2 separate regions of the Mus musculus genome follow, and region 2 is linked to region 1. The links are chromatin loops, found by intact Hi-C in ENCODE. Cell type or tissue: heart. All regions are shown on one strand. Links, peaks and the distances in the headings refer to the core of each region. The heading gives the core; the rest is flanking DNA. Region 1 holds the start of Hnrnpl (heterogeneous nuclear ribonucleoprotein L). Region 2 holds the start of Zfp36 (zinc finger protein 36).

Evidence for each region. A loop is a pair of places that touch in the nucleus more often than their neighbours do. Peaks named below come from ENCODE experiments on the same cell type or tissue, not always from the same donor. Only the 100,000 strongest peaks of a DNase experiment are listed, where the experiment ranks them.
Region 2: a loop joins it to region 1, with 6 times the contacts of the local background. A loop is called at or near these places in 3 of 42 quality-filtered maps.

Annotation. Positions count from the first base shown.
Region 1 is chr7:28,803,180-28,814,369 of GRCm38, reverse strand. It overlaps Hnrnpl (heterogeneous nuclear ribonucleoprotein L), which reads right to left and starts at 3,480. Exons shown (of 13, transcript NM_177301.5): 1 at 3,202-3,480; 2 at 973-1,091; 3 at 279-516; 4 at 83-168. The coding sequence starts at 3,459. In heart, for the core only: CTCF peaks have their summits at 1,183 (motif pointing left), 3,535 and 7,363; DNase peaks (open chromatin) are centred at 2,999, 3,769, 4,649, 5,209 and 4 weaker places; H3K4me3 peaks cover 6,207 bases; H3K27ac peaks cover 5,561 bases.
Region 2 is chr7:28,373,697-28,384,900 of GRCm38, reverse strand. It overlaps Zfp36 (zinc finger protein 36), which reads left to right and starts at 5,673. Exons shown (of 2, transcript NM_011756.4): 1 at 5,673-5,727; 2 at 6,408-8,117. The coding sequence starts at 5,704. The coding sequence ends at 7,343. In heart, for the core only: no CTCF peak of the experiment used is centred there; DNase peaks (open chromatin) are centred at 2,800, 5,600, 8,330, 9,190 and 5 weaker places; H3K4me3 peaks cover 7,344 bases; H3K27ac peaks cover 7,898 bases.

The DNA.
Region 1 (11,190 bases), core at 1-8,000:
TCTATAAGCCTCATAGCCTGGTCTTTTACATTCTCTATGCTAAACTCTGAGAAACAAACACCAGTTTCCCAGAAAAGGATATTCCACCATAGCCTGAACTCCGTTCTTCCGGAAAATGACAATTCTCTGGACAGGGCCACAAGGGTTACAGATGGTGTAAAGAACATCCTAGAAGAGATAAAAACAGGCAAGATAAGGAAGGGGCCTGGCTGGCTGGGGATGATGGAGTCGGGCAAGAGGGGAAAGAAGAGGTGGGAGCGCCTTCCCTTCACACACACCGTGGTTATGGAGTAGATGGGGTTTAGGATGGTAAACAGAAGCACGCTGTTTACGCTCCGGGAGTCATCAGAGTCGCCCGGGCGAGAGATCTTCTGGCTGGTAGAATAATTGACAAATGCAGGGTGACCGGCAATGTAGATCTGGTTGTCTGCAGCGTAGTTTACGGCATTACAAGCCCCCAGCACGTCTTCAAACTCTACCAGTGCCTGCCTCTTCTTTGGCATCACCACCACATAGCTGCAGAGAGAAGGCAGGCTTCAGTGCTCTTGGGAGGGGAACCAGACAACTTTGTGAAATGATTCTTGCTCTTCTCAACCCTGACCCCCAACACTCTAAGCCAGTTACCCTCCTGGCCCCTCTCCTAAATCAGAACAGACTGCCAGGCTGAGCAGATCACAGTGCTAATCAATCATTGCCTGGGCAACTTTGTGGAAGAAGGAATCTAGACCAGCAAGCAACTGGTCTGGTCAAACAGTAAGAAGTCACTAGGAGAATAAAGAGGTCTGACTAGATCCCCAGGGGTGGGGAAGAGATGGGGGAAGAAGGAACTAAAACTTGAAACACGGCAAGAGTGAACTCTCTGAGGACAAGTCACAGGATACAGCCACAGACCCTGGGACCAGCACTGCTCAGAACCAGACAGCAGTGACACTCAGGGATGCTAAGGAGCTCTAACCCAGCATCAAGAAGTACCTGATGGGTCCAAATTCTTGCAGGGCTTCCACAAGGTCAGCTTCCACTACTCCGTCAATCAGGCCCCTGATGTGAACAACTGGGGAGGCAGGGGTTTTGTGGGGGTCATCGTAGTTCTCCTGAAAAAGTAAGGTCACACAGTGAAAAGAGGGACCCCAATGTACTGCCACGCGATCACCAAAAGCCTTGAGTGGGTGGCCATCTGCCCCCTAGAGGCTTAGTGATAAGCCTAGCTTCTAAGGAAGGCTAAATGTAGAAAGATCCGGTCTCATATCTGATACTCTTTCTGGAATTCATCTCTGAATCAAAGTACAACAGGAAGAGTGACTTAGAAAGGGACCACACCCACAAGAAGAGCTCCAACAGCTGCCTGCTAGTCTTAACACACTCTACAATGGGTAGTGTGGCACACTCCTTTAATCCCAGAGCACTTGGGAGGCAGAAGCAGACAGATTTCTTAGTTCAAAGCCAGCCTGGTCTACAGAGTTCCAGGACAGCCAGGGCTACACAGAGAAACCCTGTCTTGAAAAACAACAACAAAAACCACACTCTGCATGTGTTCTAGCTTCTTTGTGTTTTCTCTGGCTGGGCAAGCTTTGGTCACTTGATTAAGAAGACTGTGACCACAAGTCACCTTCAGGTCTGGTCTGGGCAAAAGACCAAGTGCTTAGGGACACAAGGCTTCCAGGACAATACGCCCTGCCTGTCTTATACTGTCTAGGCCAAGGTCTTCCACCCCGAACTGCTATCCCAACCTGTAACATTTTCCACAGCTCCTCCACTCACACAATCACACACAGGCAGTTTCTAGAGCTCTGGAGAGAACGTCCTCCTCCATCTCTCTAGACTGTGGCCCATGCCCCGAACACTACTGGGCAGAAACCTATGCATATTAGTGGGTTCTTAGTGAACCACACAAGGCACACCCTTCCCAGCCATTTCCAGTTGAGGTTTGCCTTCCACAACCTTGAGTTCTAATCTTACTTCTGTTTGTCACTGGTGAGACTCAACCTAATTTACCCAGTGTCTTTCCTGCTTTGTAAAGGGAGTCCATAAAAGTCCCCATCTCAGAGGACCAACACCGAATGTGAGGTACCTCTCACCTTAAATGATTAGGGTGGGGGTAAGGCTCACCACACAGCCCATGAGATGTTCGGAGAACAACCTTTTGGAGTCTGTTCTCTCCTTCCACCTCATGGGCTCCCGTTGTCTAGCTTGGCAGTTAACTTACCAGACTCAACTAAAATGTCTTCCAAATCCTTGAGAAACCTAACACTGTAACAACAGGGAGAAGCTGATAAATGCATGAGCAGCAGCCTCATCAAGAGGGCACTGTTTGTTTGGCTTTTTGATAAGTCTCACAGCCTTGTCTGTCCTGGAATTAACTATGCATAAGAGGCTGGCCTCAAACCAAAGAGATTAAAGGCCTGTGACTCCGTGCCCACCGGAAGGACTTTAATAATAAACTTTTAAAAGGAATGCAAACTGCATCCTAACCCAGACACCATAATTGTGACCTTCAGAAGACTAAATAGGCTGAAAGACTCTATGCATAGCCACAGGACCATAATACAGTTTAGTTTATAAATGCCCCAATCCTGGAGCCCTAAGCAAATCGAGTGATAATTTCTAAGCTTGGCTCAATTCCCAAAGTTAAATCTGCCTTTCACAAATCGTCTTCCGTTTTTCAATGCACACAGTAAAAGAAGTTAAACAGTTTAATCTGGGCATTATAATTTTATAATTTCATCAAGTGAACTTCTATATGGAAACGACCATGATTAAAACTGCGACGGGGCGACTCGGTCAGGCCACCGCCCACCCGCTTCCCGCTCGCTGGCTGTGGTTGTAGAAACGCGCTTGCGCATAGGGACACGGAAAGAAGAGGAAAAAAAAAAAGATAAAGAAGTGAGGAGAAAAAAAAAAAACGGCCCGACCGCGTGCCTAGGCCCCCCACATGCCGGCCCGCGGCGCCTGCGCAGTGCGGTGCCTGCAGAGCCAGCCGCTTCCTCCGCCCCCTCAAGCCCCGCTTCGGATTGTGCGCACGCGCAAGCGCCTGTCCTCGCGCAAACCCCGCCGTTTGCCCAACGCCTGCCCCTCCCCCACCCACCAAAAAAGCGCGAGGGCTGCAGCGCCTGCGCAGAGATTTTTCCCCCCTGTGAAAAATAAATAGCTTTTTAAAGTACGAAATTTCCCCTTCCTTCCGGGAGTCTAAAGCCCCAGCCTCACCCCGCCGCCGCCGCCCGCCGCCCCGGAGCCTCCGCCGCCGCCGCCTCCGTGCTGGTCGCCGGCGTTTTCAGTCTTCAGCCGTTTAGGGGCTCGGCCTCCCTCGTTGCCGCCGCCGTAATAGCGACCACCGCCACCTCCGCCGCCCGCAGCCGCCATCTTCACCATCGCTCCCGCCCGCCTCAGCTGCTCGTCCGGCTGCTGCCTCTGCTCGAGCCGCCGACGCCGCTTCTCCGCCCGGGGCAGCAGCCTCCGCGACATGGCGGCGCAGAACCCGCCTCCCCCCGCCTCTCATTGGGGGAGGGACACGCCCGTCACTCGCCGCCCCCACCCGATAGGGGGAGCCACTGGCCCTATCTTGGGGGGAGGGGAAGTTTCCTCACGGTTCATTTCTATTGGATAGGACGCATGCCGTTCTATTGGAAAGACCGCCTCTGTTCGCCAATCGCACTCCTTATAGGTGAACGCTTCTTGCCAGTCATTCCGCCAGGCCCCACCTCCTTAAAATAAACTCTGATTTAATAGGCCAGATTTTTGGGATCGCTCCGCCTTCCCACAAACAGTAAATGGAAGTGGGCCTCCGAAGCTCCGCCTCCTTCCCGCTCTCATTGGTTTCCTAGCTAATCGGTCACTCTGAAATCCTTGCGTTTCCCAGTCACAACGACCATCTTCCCGCGCCACTCCGCTGGGATACAAGAAAGGCCTTCCCTTCTGTGTTCCTACAATTGTTCCCCCAGGTGCCCGTCTCGTACGTCAACACTCGATTGGTCAATGAAGAGTGGAAAGAATGCCCTATTGCCAGATGGTATAGGACGACTGATAGCTTCTGATTGGTGAAAAAGGAGAGCCCGTAGGCTCTCTGTGGCGCAATCTAGGAACCGGTCCCGAGAGAGCGCATGCGCTCCTGTACTTTTGGGGGGGGGGGGGGGCTTCAATAGAAGAGGTGACTTTAAGGGATACAACTACTCGAGTACCCGAACGGTCTTTCGCGCGTCTGTTGTTTGCAAGCTCCGGAAGTCTAGAGCAAGACAACAATTTGCAGCAGCTATAACCCATTAGAACGTTTACTTCACCTCTACCCTATCCTAAGCTGGAGGTTATTATTTTTAAAAGAACCTTCAAATCTGAGCACTTCTCACTAATAAAACACTCATTGATTGCCATGTGACTTTGGACCCTGGCAGGCACCGTCATTTCACTCTAAATTCAGTCATGGTGGTAGATCTTTATAGTTCAACTCGGTTCGCACTTGGCAACTGAGCACCCTGCGTCCTCCAGAGTGCTCTGTGGCTTAGACTCGCTACTTGGAGACTGCTCTGAAGCGATTGTCTCCTCCCAGGGTCCTGCGAAGCCCGAGAGCTGCAACGCCGACAAGTGCCCGCCGGGGAGCAAGCAGACAGGGAACGTACTGACGGAGGATCCGGATCCCGACCACAGACCCGTCCAGAGGCTTTATGGGGAAACTAGGGAGTCAAGAAGACTCTGGGATGTAGCTCAGCAATGGAACGCTTGCCTAGCACAGACAAGGCGCGTATCTACCCCCACCCCCACCACACGCACGCGCGCGCGCGCACACACACACACACACACACACACACGTCTTGAGACGGTGTAAGACTCACAGGCCGCTTCAAAACGTGCTGTGACACCTTTCCACCAGGTCATTCCCAAAGCGGATATCCGCTTGGTACTAAGTTTGAAATGTGAGTAAAGGCTCAGAGAACAGAACCCCGGGTGTTGGGATAAGTTTTAAGCATGGCGTAGTGGTTGCAAGCCTGTAATGCAGCGCTCTGGAGGCAGGATTGCCTTGAGTTCAGGGCTACCCTGGGATACAAAGGGATTCTCCTAATTAAAAAAGTTTGGAAGCGGTGGAGGCTGGTGAGGATATAAATGGATCTCCAGCCATTTCACTGGACACAGACACTCCAAAGAAGGCCCTCCCAACATGGGGTACGCCGCCAAGGCGTAGCAGGTGACGCACGGGGGGCGGGGAGGCGGCGCTCCCGCAGAAGGGCGGGGTCCCGCGTCTACGTCAGAGACGGTAGTGGGGGAGGGGAACGGGAGGTCTCCTATCCTCCCCCGCGCGGGTCCCGTATGCCCCTCATTCGGGCGTGCTGTCCGCACTAGGCTAAACCCTGTACGGTGCAAGCGGCTCGTAGACTACTCACGCCTGGGGCAGCTACTGGTGCCCACGCCCGTGCCCGCTGCTCCCGCAGCCTGTCCCCCGCCCTCCCGCCGGCGCAGCGACGTGCGTCCCGCAGGTCCCCCCACGCCCCCACATCCCTCCCCGACCCCTTGGCCCTGTCCCCTACCAGCTCGGCGGCGAGCTTGGCCGGCCGTCCGGGATCGAAAAGAGCAGACACTGGGAAGTTTTGGGGGAGGGAGGGGCGGACCTTAAAGGGACCACGACCTCTTTTCACTGGGGGAAAGGGGGCACTGAGGAAGATAACCGAGTCTGGAACGGAATGGGAAGAACGTTGAGCGGCTGTGTTGTTTGAGCTCCGCATTCTTGCTCACCCTCTGTCCCACTTTCCACCCTAGCCAGGAAAATAAGTCCTCCAGTCGCTTGCGGTTTACGTGGCAGTTTTCTCCATTTGCCGAGTGTTTGGAAGATAAATGTAGACATGTTTGTTGTACAGATGGGTAAGCAGGCTCGAGGACCTAAGATGCCACAGCTGCTAAGTGTCTGATGTCGAAACTGATACTGGGTGATGTCTGTGTGCCTATCAGAGAACGCTAGAGAACCGTGGTTAAGCACAGGGGTTATGCCCCACACCAGGCTCAGCTGTGCAGCTGAGGCAGGGAGTTTTGAGTGTAAGGACAGCTTGGGGCCACATATCTAGACCACACGCAGGTCATCTGACTCTCACAGCTCCTGTACACCCACACCAACCCAAAAATCTGCTGATTCTCTGCCTGCCGAGGTCAGAAGAAGGCCCGATCGCCAGGTACTGGAGTTCCCCACCGGTTGTGAGCTGACATGTGGGTGCCTGGAATTGAACCCCCCAGACCCTCTTTAGAAGCAACTAGTACTTTTGACGGCTGAGCCATCTGTCTTTGCTCCTTTTCATCCAACTGCCTTTGACTCCAGTGGCACATCTTAGTCATTTTAGTCCTATGCCTTCTCACAGTTATAATTATGTATACTCCCTGAGAGAAACCGGGTGTGGGCAACAACTGCCCTGTCACAGAAACTCCCTGTTTTTTGATTCCCAAGGTTATAGCCAAGGAAAGAAGTAATGAAAGCAGGCCAGGAGACTGGGACACTGCCGTAAGGGCTTCCTGGAGAGCCATGGGTTCCCCTGGAATGCTGGGGCTACACTGGGACAGAAAGGGTTATGAAGTGAGCCTCCTTCGGGTTGGCCTGCTAAATTGGCTAATCCTCCCTAGTGGTGCAAGGACAAAGCCAGCTCAGCTAATGAAGCCACTGCGCCTCACTTCTCAGTCCTTGGAGTAATCCCAGTTCTGAGAGAACTGAGTACAAGGTCATCCTCCACTCCTAAAGAGCTGAGAACCAGCCGGAGGTACGTGAAATCCTGTCTTCTGAGGAGGAGGGGGGGAGGAGGAGGAGGAGGAGGAGGAGGAGGAGGAGGAGGAGGAGGAGGAGGAGGAGGAGGAGAAGAAGAAGAAGAAGAAGAAGAAGAAGAAGAAGAAGAAGAAGAAGAAGAAGAAGAAGAAGAAGAAGAAGAAGAAGAAGAAGAAGAAGAAGAAGATGATCAGTGACTGCCGGGCGTGGTGGCACACACCTTTAATCCTAGCACTTGGGAGGCAGAGGCAGGCGGATTTCTGAGTTCGAGGCCAGCCTGGTCTACAGAGTAGGTTCCAGGACAGCCAGGGCTACACAGAGAAACCCTGTCTCAAAAAACTAAAGGAAAAAAAAAAAAAAGAAGAAGAAGAAGAGGAAGAAGAAGATTAAAGTAATCCAGCCAGAGAGACCGACAGAGACATGGATAGGTAAGGCTGTTGGGCCCACCAGCCTGGTGACTTGATACAATCCCCAGAACCCAGTAATCATGGAAGAAGAGAACTGACCCCACAAAGCTGTTCCCTGACTGCAACACATGTACCATGGCACCCAAACCCCACCCCCACACGTGCACACACAGTAAATGTAATAAATAACCCCCCCCCCAGTGGCAGAACTCACACATAGCATGTACAGGACACACGCAGCACTGCAGTCTGGAGAGAGATGGCTTAGCAGCTCAGATCGTCCACTGCTTTCCCAGGAGATTCAGGTTCAACTCCCAATACCTACATGGTGACTCCAATTCCAGGGGGTTCTATACACTCTTCTGGCCTCCTCGAGCACTGGGCATACATACCATGCACAGGCATTCAGGCAGGCCAAACACCCATTACATATAAAATAATAAAAATTTAAAATATATTTAAATATAATTTAAAAATATATTTAAAAAAACCTTCTCACAGTCATGGGGCACAACAGCCCCAAACAGATTTTACCTTGCTCTCAAGTTTGTTTTCCCTGTTGTTTTTTGTTTTGTTTATGGAAAACAAAGTCTCATTATAAAGCCCTAGCTGAGTCTGCACCACATGGGGGTAAAGGCCAAAGGAGGCTATTAGATAGACCCCCCCCCCCCCCGGGATGGAGTTACAAATGGTTGTGAGCTGTCATGGTGGGTGCTGGATATCAAACCTGTGTCCTCCGGGAGAGCAGCCAGTGATCTTTTTTGTTTGTTTTGTTTGAGACAGGGTCTCACTATGTAGACCAAGCTAGCTTGAAACTCACAAACATCTGCCTGCCTCTGTCTCCCGAGGGCTGGGATTAAAGGCATGAGTTACTATGCCCAGCTTGCAGCCAGTGCTTTTTTGTTTGTTTGTTTTTGATATTTTTTAAAATTTAATTTTATTTGTAATTCATTTTTCACACTCCATATTCCATTCCCCACCCCTCACCCCCATCCACGCTTCAACTGCTCCCCATAACACACCTCCTCCCCACCCCAACCCATCTCCATGTGGATGCCCCAAACCCCCACCCCACTTGACCTCTAAACTCCCTGGTGCCTCCAGCCTCTTGAGGGTTAGGTGCATCATCTCTGAATAGACACAGACCTGGCCATCCTCTACTGTATGTGTGTCGGGGGCCTCATGTCATCTGTGTATGCTGTCTGTTTGGTGGTCCACTGTTTGAGACATCTCAGGAATTCAGATTGAGACTGCTGGTCCTCCTACAGGATCGCCCTTCTTCTCAGCTTCTTTCAGCCTTCCCTAATTCAACAACAGGGGTCAGCTGCTTCTGTCCATTGTTTGGGTGCAAATATCTGCATCTGATTCTTTCAGCTGTTTGTTGGGTCTTTCGCAGGGCAGTCATGATTGATCCCTTTTTGTGAGTGCTCTATAGCCTCAGTAATAGTGTCAGGCCTTGGGGCCTCCCCTTGAGCTGGATCCCACTTTGGACCTGTCACTGGACCTTCTTTTCCTCAGGCTTCTCTCCATTTCCATCCCTGCTTCCTGCTTGGTGCTGTGATGGGACCTTACCTCTCAGCTCCTACTCCTACGGCCATGCTTTCCCCTCAAACTGGCAGCCAGAAGGAACTCTCCCTCCTTGCAGGTGTTTGGTCACAGCAATGAGAAAAGTAGCTACCACATCCGATATTTATTTCCTTCTGTGTGGAGCCATGCAGTTAATTTCTGACCCTTGTCTCAAACTTGGGCTCTTTAGGGTTTGTGCAAGCGTCGTCATGCACTGTGCTCTACAACGGATGGCACATAACCTCATGGCCCCCTAAGGTTGTAGTGCCCGAAATGTCTTGTTGAACCAGAAAAGAGAGATGTGTTTAGAAGACATTGTAGGACTGGAGAGTTGCCTCAGCGGTTGAGAGCACCGACTGCTCTTCCAGAGGTCCTGAGTTCAGTTCCCAGCAGCCACATGATGGCTCACAACCATCTGTAATGGGATCCAATGCCCTCTTCTGGTGCATGTCTGGGGACAGCTACAGTGTACTCATATATAATAAATAAATAAATAAATCTTAAAAAAAAAAGGAAAACATTGTAGAAGTTTGGTCATTCTCCTACTCCATGCTCCCAGAAATAAGACTCAAAATATATTTACAAATACCCTGGCTTATAGCTAGGCGCTTCTCTCACTAGATCATAATTTAATATAACCCATTCATTCTGATCTACATGCTGCCACGTGGAACCTCCCACCTGGCTCTATCCCAGAATCCTTTCTCCTCCCAGATGTCCCACCTCCAATTTCCTGCCTAAGCCATAGGCCATCAGATTTATTATTGACAGGTGCCACGCCCATACAGCCATAAGATATTCTCTCTACAACACATCTGACCAGCATAAGAACACACTGAAAGTCACTTCCATTGTCCAAATCTTGAGCAACCTGGGGAATCAAACTAAATCACGAGGAAGAGATGGGTGTGGTGGTGCACACCTGTAATTCCTGAACTGGCTCTGGTGAGGCTGAAGCAGGAGAATCATGAGTCCCAGGCCACCCTGGGCTACTTAGTGAGACCTGGTCTAAAAAAAAAAAAAAAAAAGCTGGGCTGTGGTAGCACACACCTTTAATCCCAGCACTTTGGAAGCAGAGGCAGGCGGATTTCTGAGTTTGAGGCCAGCCTGGTCTACAGAGTGAGTTCCAGGACAGCCAGGGCTACACAGAGAAACCCTGTCTCGAAAAAACAAAAAAAAAAAACAAACAAAAAAAAAAAAAGGAAAGATTGGCCGCTCTTGCAGAGAACCTGGGTTCAATTCCTAGGACCCACAGCCATATGTAACGCCAGTCTCAAGGGATCGAACACTCTCTTCTGGCCGCTCTGGGCAGCAAGCACACAAATAGTACCCTGACATACATGCAGGCAAAGCACCCATCCATTCATTAAATATGCATATGTGTACGTATAGGAGTATGTGTGTTGTGTGGGAGGCGTGGAGGTCTTTGTGCTCAAAGATAAACACCGGGTTAAACAGGAATGTTAAATACACATTATCTCTTCAAAGACAGAGTTGTATAACCTGTTCTCAGCCCAGAAAGCTGGGAATAGAGAATAGCCTGGTGACTTTTGTGTTCTCTGTGTGGCCGAGACCACACTAGATCCTCCCCAGACCCTTATCTTGAGCTTGTCAATCTGTAGAACCCATTTTTATAGAAGGTAGCACATGTAATCTATTTATAGACCACATTGCTATGTACTTTACAAAGAGTTTCCCAAAAGTCGCTTCTTAAACTTTACCGTGCACGTGGAACTGAGTTAATTATTACCAGGAAATGTCTTGTCAAGTGGTGCTGTGCTTAAATAGGCCTAAAATAAATTACTTGGGGTCAGACTCTCAAAGTTTGAACCAATACTGGCTACTTACTTAGTTGTGTTAAAATGAACTACCTTTTTGTTCCCCTTGCATTGTTCTGCTGGCCATCTGCAAGTGCACACACACACACACACACACACACACACCCATCTTCCACCACCAAGCAAGTAATTCTGTCTCAGACACCAGCCAGTGTTCTTCTAACTGGATTCAGTCACGACACCACTCTGATACTGTGACTTGGGTATAGCGTCAGGACACGTAGCTTAAGGGCTCAGTCCCCACTGCTCCCCCACGTCTGTGGCTGTCAGTGACAAGCCACACACATTCTTCTGTGTTTCTGGAGGACAGCCCGTGTGATTCTTTCAATCTGCAATGTCCCTTGTTGGTTCCTGCCATGGAGCCCTCGTTCCCTGCCTGGTGGATGTCACTTGGGGAAGCTTTGGAAGCTGAGGCCTACCGGAGGGAAGTGGGTCATTAGGTCACTGGGGGCAGGGCAGTTAGACTTTGTTGCTGATGCCTGCCTGTCTTGCTCACTGGTCCATGATTTGAACAGACTCTGCTATCCACTTTCACCTTCTCTCATCTAGCCATGAAGGGATGGACCACTCTGAAATGCTGAGCCCAAATTGGTCTTTCTTTCTTTAAACTGTAACTGTTGGATATTTTGGCTACAGTGATACAAAAATAGGAGTA
Region 2 (11,204 bases), core at 2,141-10,140, 430 kb after region 1:
TTGCCACTACAGTGCATCACCATATTCATCTTGCTTCTTGAGTTAGGGTCTCATTGTGTAGCTCAAACTAGTCTTGAACTTGGAAATCTTGCTTCTGGCTCCCAAGTCCTAGGACTATAGGGCTGTACCACCATGGACTTTAACTATACTTAGAAAATGCCTTGATGTCTTGAGGTGGAGGCAAGGAAACTGCAAGTTCAAAGCCATTCTGGGTGACATAAGACCTCATCTCAGCCAAAAGAGAAAAGCCAAGCCTTCATTCAGCAATCCCTAGACTCCTATGTGGTTAGCAATGAGCTGGGTCCCAAAGTGCTGCATCAGACTCACGGGTCTTGTCATCTGTGCACCGGGCGCACATCTCCTTCACCATTCTTTGTTAACGTTAGTGTTCTGGCCTAAAACTGAAAACACTGATCCTGTCCAAGGCAGAACACGTCAGTTTCCAGCCAGGGGCTCACTATACATTGGCTGGGTTATGGCAGTTTGTGGCTCAAGGAGACAAGTATAGCTGGCCCCTTGGGGTGATGTCGACACACCACATGCAGGTAGGCGTGGCACCCAGGATACAAAGCCTTACTGCTTAAAACCACACTCTGGGTGACAACAGACCATGGGGTGACAGGTGTGTTTTTCACAAGCCCACACCATAGAAGATAAGCACCAATTTATATTCATTCAAAAAACATGGCAGTTTTTGAGCTGAAGATTCCAGAGATGAACAAGATACAACATGGTACCTAATCCTGTAATCCCAACATGCTGGAGGACCAATACAAGTTCCCAAGTCAGGCAGGGCTACATAGTGAGATCCTGTCTCGTAAGAGGAAAAAGGAGATAGGTGTCTGGGCTGTTGAGGTAGCTCAGTGGGTAACCACACTTGCTACCAAGCCAAGTGACCTTAGTTCAGTCCCTCAGGCTTGCATGTTGGAAGGAGACAACTGACTCACACAAGTTGTCCTCTGACCTCTACACACATTTTTAAAAGGAGTTTGATGGCCTACATTCATAATACTAGCATTTGAGAGCCTGAGGCAAGAGGATGGTTTGAGACCAGGCTGAACAAAAATAAGCTGATGTGTCAAAGAAACCCTTGCCAAGCCAGTGACAGCAGACTTGAAGGAGAAGGAATTAGGTCTTCTGGACACACAGCAAAAGTGAAGGAACTGCAGAGCACGGGCCAGCCTCTGACAGGAAGAGTGAAGAGTCTTTAGCTAGATTCAGGGAGCGCACGGGAGAAAGCCCGAATGGATCATGAAGGTCCTTGCTAAGACTAGCCTTCTCCCTGCCTTACAGGCACAGAGGAAGGCTGAGTAGGCATGTACGATAACCCCACACTAGGGACCCCACACTAGGGACGATGTGTGTGAGATGAAAAACCACAGCCAGCCAAAGTGGCTTATGCCTGTAATCTCAGCATTTGAGAGGCAGAAGCAGGGAGGCTTGCGGCAAGTTCGAGGCCAACTTGCTTCACATTCTACAGGCTGCTTCCCCCAAAGACAAAGACTGACTGTGGGCACATGCCCCACCCCCCAGCAGAGATTAGCACATTGGCCATCCTCCCACACACATGGACCCTGCTCGATGACCAAGTGCCACAAACACTAAAGCAACTATCTAACCACGTGACTACCCAACCCTGTAACCACCATTTAACCCACTATCTCTCACCCCATCAAGACTTTGCCCATCACAGGCTGACTCAGCTCTGCGGCAGAGCCGCCTCATTCGCTGGGGACAGATAAGATTGGCTCAGGCACTCAGCATCCAGATGCCAGTGTGTGCAAGTCTGTTCTGCCCACAGAAGCAGACACAGAAGCGCCGCACAGCAGCCCTCCCCATCACGCGCCTGCAGCTACGTCAAGCACCAAAGTTCACTGGTTTCACTGCCTTATGACGGGTCCATAGAGGAACTATGTCCAGACTCAATTCTACCACACTGTCAGGAACAGGCAACCTTTAAGATAGCCACATAAAGGGCACAGACCCACAAATAATATTTGTACACAGAGTCTAACAGTGCTGAGTGAGCCACAGAAAGCTATGTGTACAATCCTGCCACCCAGGCACCTGCTAGGAATGACACACTTAGCACAGATCCCACGGTGGCTCAGTTACACACAGACGGGTGGGGGTGGGGTGGAAGTGACAGTTCTCATGAAGTCCCTTCAAAGACAGCTGCAGTAGTTACAGTTGACAATTCTCCAGAGGCCACTTGCAGCACATGAGGAGTAGTCAGTGACACACATAGAGGTGGCTTCAAATTTATTTACCCTGTTTGTTCTATGGGGACCTTAAGCACTGGTTCACAGGCGCGTCCCCGCACCCGCGCCCACAAATACATAACTAGGAACTTCCCGTAACACATGCCGAGTGAGCACAGCTCCCCATACAGTGGGCACAGTACAGGTGGCATACTGGTTGTCCTCCCATGCAACAACCTCCCTGCCTGGACCACACTCACAGGCAATCACGACTGGCACACACACACACACACACACACACACACACACACACACACACACGTGCTGCGTGTGGCACACACACACACACACACACACACACACACACACACACACACACACACACACACACACACACACGTGCTGCGAGTACACGGCCCCTGCCCGCCCACTGGCTCTCACACCCCCGCGTTTCCCGTCCCTGCTTGTTTTTCTGGAAACTCAGCTCAGAGTTCACCTCCCCCTAGGCCGGAAGTGCTTGCTATATTTTTAGCCTCTCTGGTTTCCGCCCCTTTCTCTACCCCAGCCCCCAACCCCAGCGCGCACAGGACGTGGCCGCCTGCCCTGAGGGACCTTGGCCATCCCCTTCCCCACCGTCATTCCAGAGGGGATTCCCGGCCACTGTCTGGGCCGCGGATTTTCCCCGCTGGCTACGTGGGGAGCAGGGAGGAGTCAGGCTATGAACTTCCTCCTGGGATTGGGGCACACAAGCGGGGGCTGGACAGAACCCCGGACTCCTAGATCCAGAGAAAAGGGGCTTGGGGCCTAGATCTTTAAGTCTTAGACCTCTAGGTCGGAGGGAAGAGGGCCGCGAGTCTAAGGGAGCATAAGTGGGGCCTGGATTCCTGGTGCTGAAGGAGGTGATCTGTGTGTCTGGACCACTGGACAAGGAAAGGAACGGGTTGAGAGCCAAGGCACAAGGTGTGGGGCAGAAAAGAGCTAGCACCTGGCCCCGTATTTTAGATGACGACACACTTTGTGAGTCCTACGGCTTAAAGTCTTCATTTTCAGAGGGGTTGTCCTGCTTAAACCGTCTTCTATCCCCAACGCCCGCATCCTTTAGAGAGTAGCCCAATACCAGGCATCCAAGCTTTAATCCCAGTGACTCAGCAGATAGAGGAGGGGGCCAGGCTGAGTCAGGAATGGCAAAAGGTTCCCAGTCTCCAGGGAATCGAAACTGGAATTACTCCTCCATGATCCAGTCCCTGCTGGCCTCCAAAAAACCCCGACATGCCCCACCCCAACCCTCGCTTTTTGCGTTTGGTCCTAAAATTGGCTGGCTCAGGGATTTGTAAACTGGGCGGGAGGCAAGTTTTTGTGCCCCTCCTTCCCTTCTTTTCCCGTTGTCCTCGAGACTGTTTACAACAGACTGGAACCCTGGTTACAAGAGAAGGAACCCAAGCGTCCGGGCTGAGCGTCCTCGTCACGGCTTCCAGGAAGCCCCCCCTCCCCCGCCCTAAGCGAGTGAGTCACGGGCGAGCGGGAGGCCGCAACCGTGCCACAGCAGCCTATGGCCCGCCCTGCTCACGGGACCAGCCCAGGAAGGCCCCTTGGCCCCAGAAAGCGCTGCACCAGGGATTCCCCCCAACCCCCTCTCCTATGAGGCAAGCCAGTAAGTAGCCTGGCAGAATCTCCCTACCTCGATACGCAACGCACCGTGTGAGAACTTCCCAGCATGGTAATTACACTCCTGGCAATGATAACCCCCATACACAAGAACTCTTTTTCACTGGAGATATCCTTGAAATAACACTTTTGACTTGGGTGTGGCGGCCATGCCTGTAATCCTAACACTACTTGGGTGGTGGAGACTGGAGGATCGCAAGTTCCAAGCCGGCTAAGGAGACCGACTGAAAAGCAAAAACCTTACAGATCTCCAGAGAGTTGAGTTAAGACTGCTTGCATTACTAGAAACCCATTCAACGTTGAAGGTGGCCCATTCTTTCAATAGAGCAGAGCTTCCTCCCTAATAAAAGACGTAAGCTGTTCCAACCTTGAGTTTTCGGAAGCAAAACCTCTTAATTTAAACTGCAGCTTGGGTAAATGTGCTATCCAGCCATGCTAGACTAGGGGGTTGGAAGGGCACTGCTGAGCTACAGCTCAGAGCGGTCCCTACCTGGACCAACTGTCTTACAGGTTCTGTGCCTTCAGGTTTAAGTTTTTATTTCGCCTTTCTATCTTTCTGTAACCCACTTCCTCGCCTAGATTTGTTTCCCAGTCCCCTCTCCCTGTCTTACTGTCTCCCCACTTTGTAAATGTCATCTTTTTTTCTTTCTATAATAGGGTTGGCTCTAAGGAGTACATACCAAGTCGCTGAGACTTCGTTTTACTTCCTCCTTACCTTCGTGGTTTCTCTTTTTTTTTTTTTTTTTTTTTAAAAGTAGGACCTGGAACTCAATCAATAGCTTAGTCTGACATTGAACGCCTGATCCCCCTTCCTCCACCTCCAAATGCCAAGATTACAACCATATGCCACTGTCTTGTCTTTTGTTTTGTTTTTCAAGACAGGGTTTCTCAGCCGAGCATGGTGACACACGCCTTTGATCCCAGCACTCCGGAGGCAGAGGCAGGCGGATTTCTGAGTTCAAGGCCAGCCTGGTCTACAAAGTGAGTTCCAGGACAGCCAGAGCTATACAGAGAAACCCTGTCTCGAAAAACAAAAACAACAAACAAACAAAAAAGACAGGGTTTCTGTGTGTAGTCCTGGCTGTTCTGGAACTCACTCTGTAGACCAGGCTAGCCTCGAACTCATAGAAATCCGTCTGCTTCTGCCTTCCAAGTGCTGAAATTAAAAGTTTGGGCCATCAGTGATCTGGCATCTTTTTACTTCCTAAGAAAAGGGTCTCACCAAGTTACTCAAGCTGCCCTAGAACCCACTGTATAGTGGAGCCAGGCCTTGAACTACCAGTCTCCTGCCTCAGCCTCCCTGAGGGGCCGGAATCACAGTCCTAAACCAGCAGATCCTACTTGTGAATGTCTCTCACTGTCTCTTTGTTTTTCTCTCGGCTTCTGGCCATCTCTGTCTCTTCCAACTTGTCTCTCCCCGCCCCCGTCTGTCTCACACGCACACGCCCTCAGTCTCTGCCCTTGTCAATTGTCCCTAGAGCCCTGCCCCCACTTCTGCCCCAGTTCTCTTCCCGACTGCCTTCCACCTCTGAAAAACACTAGGACGCCCCGCTACCATCACCTCCAGTTGGTCGTACACAACCCTCCCTACTACCCCCCGAGAGGGGCCGGAGCTGCGGGAGGGCCAAGTTCAGGCACATTTTGCATGCTAACCAGCAGATAGGCGGAAGGGGCCTAGTACCAGGCCGGCCGAGCTACGCCGCGGGGGCGCGTCCCGGAAGCTCTAGTGGCCACGCCCCCAGGCCGCCCCATAAAAGGAGAAAGCTCCTGCTGCGGGCCACAGCCTGACTTCTGCGAACCGACAGTCGGTCTCTTCACCAAGGCCATTCGCGCCACCATGGATCTCTCTGCCATCTACGAGGTGAGTACCTGTTAGACAGCATCCCGGGATCCCCGACGCACCAAACTTAGGCCCGGGACGCCTCCGTACCTTCTCAGACTAGCCCTGGCTGGCTGGAAATGAGAGAGGGAGCCAGCGAGCCTAGCGCCTCGGTCCAGATACCGGCGATCCCCTTGGGACGAAAAGCTGGCACACTGCTGTCACTCGCGTAGGGCGGAAGCGGCATCACACCTGTCTAGTGCCCTTCGCTGCCCATGGCGCGGTTTGGTGGCCAAGCAGGTGCTAAGGTTGAGGTAGGGGGGGAGTTGACAGGGTAAGAGTTCTAGAGAGATCTGGCCTCCTGGGTCAGCTTTGGCCGGCTCCTTCAAGTTGTGAAACGAGCGCCCGGTGGGCGGTCATATGGGGGGGGGGGGAGTCCTAGAGGCCCAAAGTTGGCGAGCAGCAGTGTGCTTTGATTTGGGGGGGAACCCTCTCTCGATCGGGGATACTGGGCTTCCTAGATCCTTCTGGATTACCTTCAGTCATGTGGAAACACTCAAATCTCTGTAGTCAGGTTCTCCCTGGAGTTTGTGTGAGCCGGGTGGGGCTCAGGCCGAGAACCCACAAACCGGACTGGCAAGCTCGTGAAGTGCTTTACAACAGGGGCGGGGCGACGTCACCTTACCTTTTCTGGTGGCCTAACCGAACCCTGTTCCTCTCAGAGCCTCCAGTCGATGAGCCATGACCTGTCATCCGACCACGGAGGAACCGAATCCCTCGGAGGACTTTGGAACATAAACTCGGACTCCATCCCGTCTGGGGTCACCTCTCGCCTGACTGGCCGCTCCACTAGCCTGGTGGAGGGCCGAAGCTGTGGCTGGGTACCCCCACCCCCTGGTTTTGCACCTTTGGCTCCCCGCCCAGGCCCTGAGCTGTCACCCTCACCTACTTCGCCTACTGCAACTCCCACCACCTCCTCTCGATACAAGACCGAGCTCTGTCGGACCTACTCAGAAAGCGGGCGTTGTCGCTACGGGGCCAAGTGCCAGTTTGCTCACGGCCTGGGTGAACTTCGCCAAGCCAATCGCCACCCCAAGTACAAAACGGAACTCTGCCACAAGTTCTACCTCCAGGGCCGCTGCCCCTATGGCTCTCGATGCCACTTCATCCACAACCCCACCGAGGACCTAGCTCTCCCTGGCCAGCCCCATGTGCTGCGACAAAGCATCAGCTTCTCCGGCTTGCCCTCAGGCCGCAGAAGCTCGCCGCCACCTCCAGGCTTTTCTGGCCCTTCCCTGTCCTCTTGTTCCTTTTCGCCTTCCAGCTCCCCACCGCCCCCTGGGGATCTTCCACTTTCCCCTTCTGCCTTCTCTGCTGCCCCTGGGACCCCTGTGACTCGAAGAGACCCTAACCAGGCCTGTTGCCCCTCCTGCCGAAGGTCTACTACCCCCAGCACCATCTGGGGGCCCTTGGGTGGCCTGGCTCGGAGCCCATCTGCCCACTCTCTGGGATCCGATCCTGATGACTACGCCAGCAGCGGCAGCAGCCTGGGGGGGTCAGACTCACCTGTCTTTGAGGCAGGGGTGTTTGGGCCTCCCCAGACCCCTGCACCCCCAAGGCGTCTCCCCATCTTCAATCGTATCTCTGTCTCTGAGTGACAAGTGCCTACCTACCCAGTATGGATCAGCTAGATCTCAAAGAGAGGGCAGGGACTGCTCATTGCTGTGGGGACCTGGGGCACTCCTCTAAGTTAATAAGTCCCATCTTCTGGACATTCCAAGATGCAATAACCCATTTCCCTGGTGCTGGGCTGGGGCAGGTCCCTAGTTTGCAAATTCAGTGTTTGGGTGGATCCGTTCCTAGGGTACCTAAGATGTTTGAGGGAGACAGTTGACAGTTGGTCTTCCAGGCCCCAAGTCTTCTGTTGTTTTTGAGATAGGAGCTTATTATGGTACCCCAGGCTGGCTTTGAACTCAATATAATCCTGCCTTAGCCTTTTCCAAGTTCTGGGGTTACAGGTATGCACCAGCCCCTCTGCAACTCTGGTCTCCTGGAATCTTAAGTGCTGTGAAGAGCCGGCTCCCACAATACTATCCTAATTTTTACTAGACCCTGAAGTTCAGTGTCCGGTGGTCGAAGCCTCTCCTGAGAATCCTGGTGCTCAAATTTCCCTCCTAAAGCAAATAGCCAAAGCCATTGCCAAATCCCTTCTCCCCCAACCAGTGGGCCCTTTATTTATGACGACTTTATTTATTGTATTAAGATTTTATAGTATTTATATATATTGGGTCGTCTACTCCGTTTTTCTTTTTGTAATGTTAAAACTGATACTGTATTAAGTATATGCTATAATATATTAATATATTGCTACCGTACAAGTCTATTTTTTGGGGGGGGTTGGAATTTTTAAATAAAATCTTGAGTGTGAACTGAGATGAAATTTGTCTTTTTCGCGGCTCACAGCCTTGTGATGGTGGGTAAACTGACCTCCAGACCTTTCCGTGAGCAGTGCTGCCTGGGGGCGCTTACCTGGCAGGAAGTGACGTTACCAGCCCGGGTGTTCACCTGAGGAGGCGTGGCGAGATGAGGTCACCCAGTAGGAACAAGGAGAGCTAGTTCTGGCGTAAGGGGTGCTCTGGTCCTGTCCCTCCGGCTCTTGACCCAGCTCGGGCAGGAACGGGATGTTTCCGTCCCCACAGGGCCAAGGAAGGAGGGCGGGGTGGGGCGGGGCGGCGAGGACGGAATGTGCGGGAAGGCGAGCCCAGGCGGCCAGGGTCAGGGGTCACCCAAAGCCGGGGGCCCTAGGGGACTCTGAACCCTGCGCAGACAGCTTGGGCGGACTTGATAGAGGACTTTTTTTAGTTTAACTTTTTTTTTAAATAAAGTCGACCCTAGCTCAAACTTATCTGAACTCTCAGCAACCTCCTGCTGGGATAACAAGCTCAGATCACCATGCCTGACTTGTAAATGTGTAGTGTTAGTCAAGAATCGGGTCTCTTCCACAAAGTGGGTCCCGGGATCTAACTAGGTCTTATGCCTTCGTGGCAAGCGCATTTACTTGCTGAGCCCTCTCACCCTTTATGGACTTTTTGTTTGTTTGTAGGGGAGGGCAGGGAAAAAGGGAAGACTGGGTATCCTTATGAACCCCGAGCAACTCCTGGCAATCCTCCAGCCTCAACCCTATGAATGTTTAGGATTATAGATATGAACCCTCCCGGTTTGGGACAGAGGCTTTAAAGACGTGTGAGAATTCTAGGCTCCATTTGGAATCTCCGGCCCCCCGCACCAGGCAACTTGGGAGTCTCCAGACACTTTAAGAGTCTTGGCCAGAATTCGAGCATCTGCAGACCCCGATCGGGCATTTCCGGAACTTCGTCTGGTTCGGCTCGCGGGGCGCAGGAGTAGGGCAGCCTCGTCGTCCGACCATACAAGGAAAAAGGACGCGACGGCAGCCAGCCTAGGCTGGGCGGGCCGCGCCCGGAAGCTGCCCGCGTCAGGGCCCGCGCCCCGCCCCTCTTCGTTTTCCTCCGCTTCTTCCCCTCCTCGCAGCCTCCTCCCTCTCCGCCCTCCTCTTTTCTTTCTTCTTCTCCCCATCTCCTCCCACCCACTGCTGTAGCTCCTCCCCGTTTCCCCTCTGTCTCTTAGCCCCTGAGACTTTTGTTCCGCTTGTTTTTGAAATGAGCTCCCACTGTAGCCCTCCCTGCTAGACCCTTTGCTTCCCTCCTAACTGTATACTCTTAACCTCACTCTTCCTCTCACCCTGCCTCTCTTTCACTCCATTCTGCTGACCTTTGATCTCCTCTCCCAGGAAACTGCCTCCCTTGTGAGACCGAGCTCGGGCCCTGGTATGTAGAACAGGGGTGGGTGAGGGAAACAAACTCAAAATTCCCCGAGGCACCCGGAAGGTAGAGGTAAGAAGCAAGCACTGGACATTGAGAGGAAGAAACGGAGGGACACTAGAAAACAGAAGCACACAGCTACTACCCTGGCACTGGTGCCTTTTAAAAAGTCTCTCGGGGGCTGGAGAGATGGCTCAGTGGTTAAGAGCACTGACTGCTCTTCCAGAGGTCCCGAGTTCAATTCCCAGTAACCACATGGTGGCTCACAACCACAGCAATGGGAATCTGATGTGTCTGAGGACAGTGACAGTATACTCATAAACAAAATAAAGAAAAAAAAGAATAATTAAAAAAAAAGTCTCTCGTTAGCCGGTCGTGGTGGCGCGCTTGGGAGGCAGAGGCAAGCAAATTTCTGAGTTCCAGGCCAGACTGAGTTCCAGGACTGCCAAGGCTACACAGAGAAACCCTGTCTCGAAAACTTAAAAAAAAAAAAAAAAGTCTCATGTTCCACGTGCACACACACACACACACACACACACACCACACACACACACACACTCACTCACTCACTCACTCACCATGGGCTGGGGGTGTAGCTAAGTACAGAGTGCCTGCTCAGCGTCTGCAAAACCCTGGTCTAGCCCGGCAGTAGTGACCTTTAATCCCAGCACTTGGGAGGCAGAGGCAGGCAGATTTCTGAGTTCGAGGCCAGCCTGGTCTATAGAGTGAGTTCCAGGACAGCCAGGGCTCAGGGCTATACAGAGAAACCCTGTCTCAAAAAACCAAGAACAAACAAACAAACAAAAAACCCACCACCAACAACAAAAAAATCCTGGTCTAAGTATATAACCTCTCCAGGTCCTGGACAGATGGCTGAGAGATTAAGAGAATGGGCTTGCTTCTCTTGCAAAGAACCCACATGACAGGTGACAACTCCAATTTCACAGGATCCAGAGTCCTCTCCTGGCCTCCTTGGACACTAGGAATGCTGTGACACCAGCCCCTTAGACCTGCTCCGGAGACACAGCCAAGACTACAGCTCACTCCAGCCTCCAGGGCCCTCTCATCGAAAGCCCACCTTACTAGTATCCAGTTCTAAAAGGACCTGTGTAGTAAGTTGCTCCCGGAAGCTTGTTAGAACACCAGAGGCAAATCACAAAGGTCAAAATCCTCACCACAGCCAACAGCCTGCATCTCCACACCCCCACCTCTTCTCACCTGCTCCACGAACACACCCATCTTCAGCCTTAGAGTGTTATCTGGAACATCTCTCTGGTGTTCCCATGGCTCCTTCCCCTCCTCCAGGTGTCTGTCTGTTCAAAGATCTCCCCTGGGGCCGGAGAGATGGATCAGCAGTTAAGAACACTGGCGGCTCTGACAGAGCACCTGGTTTGATTCCCTGCACCATAACCCTCTGAAACTGCAGTTCCAGGGGATCTGCCGCCCTCCTCCAGTCTCTTTGGACACCAAGCATGAACATGGTACACAGACACACTTGCAGGCCAAACACCCATACACATAAAATAAAAACAGTCCATCCATGACAGCTATGATAATCTGCATCCCACCCTACTTATCCATACTTATCAGTAGCTAATCTAACGATACAGTTACACTCCCAGATGGTGAGGGAGCCAGGAGTTTAGGCCAGTCTGGGTAACATAGGGAAAGTCAAATTTT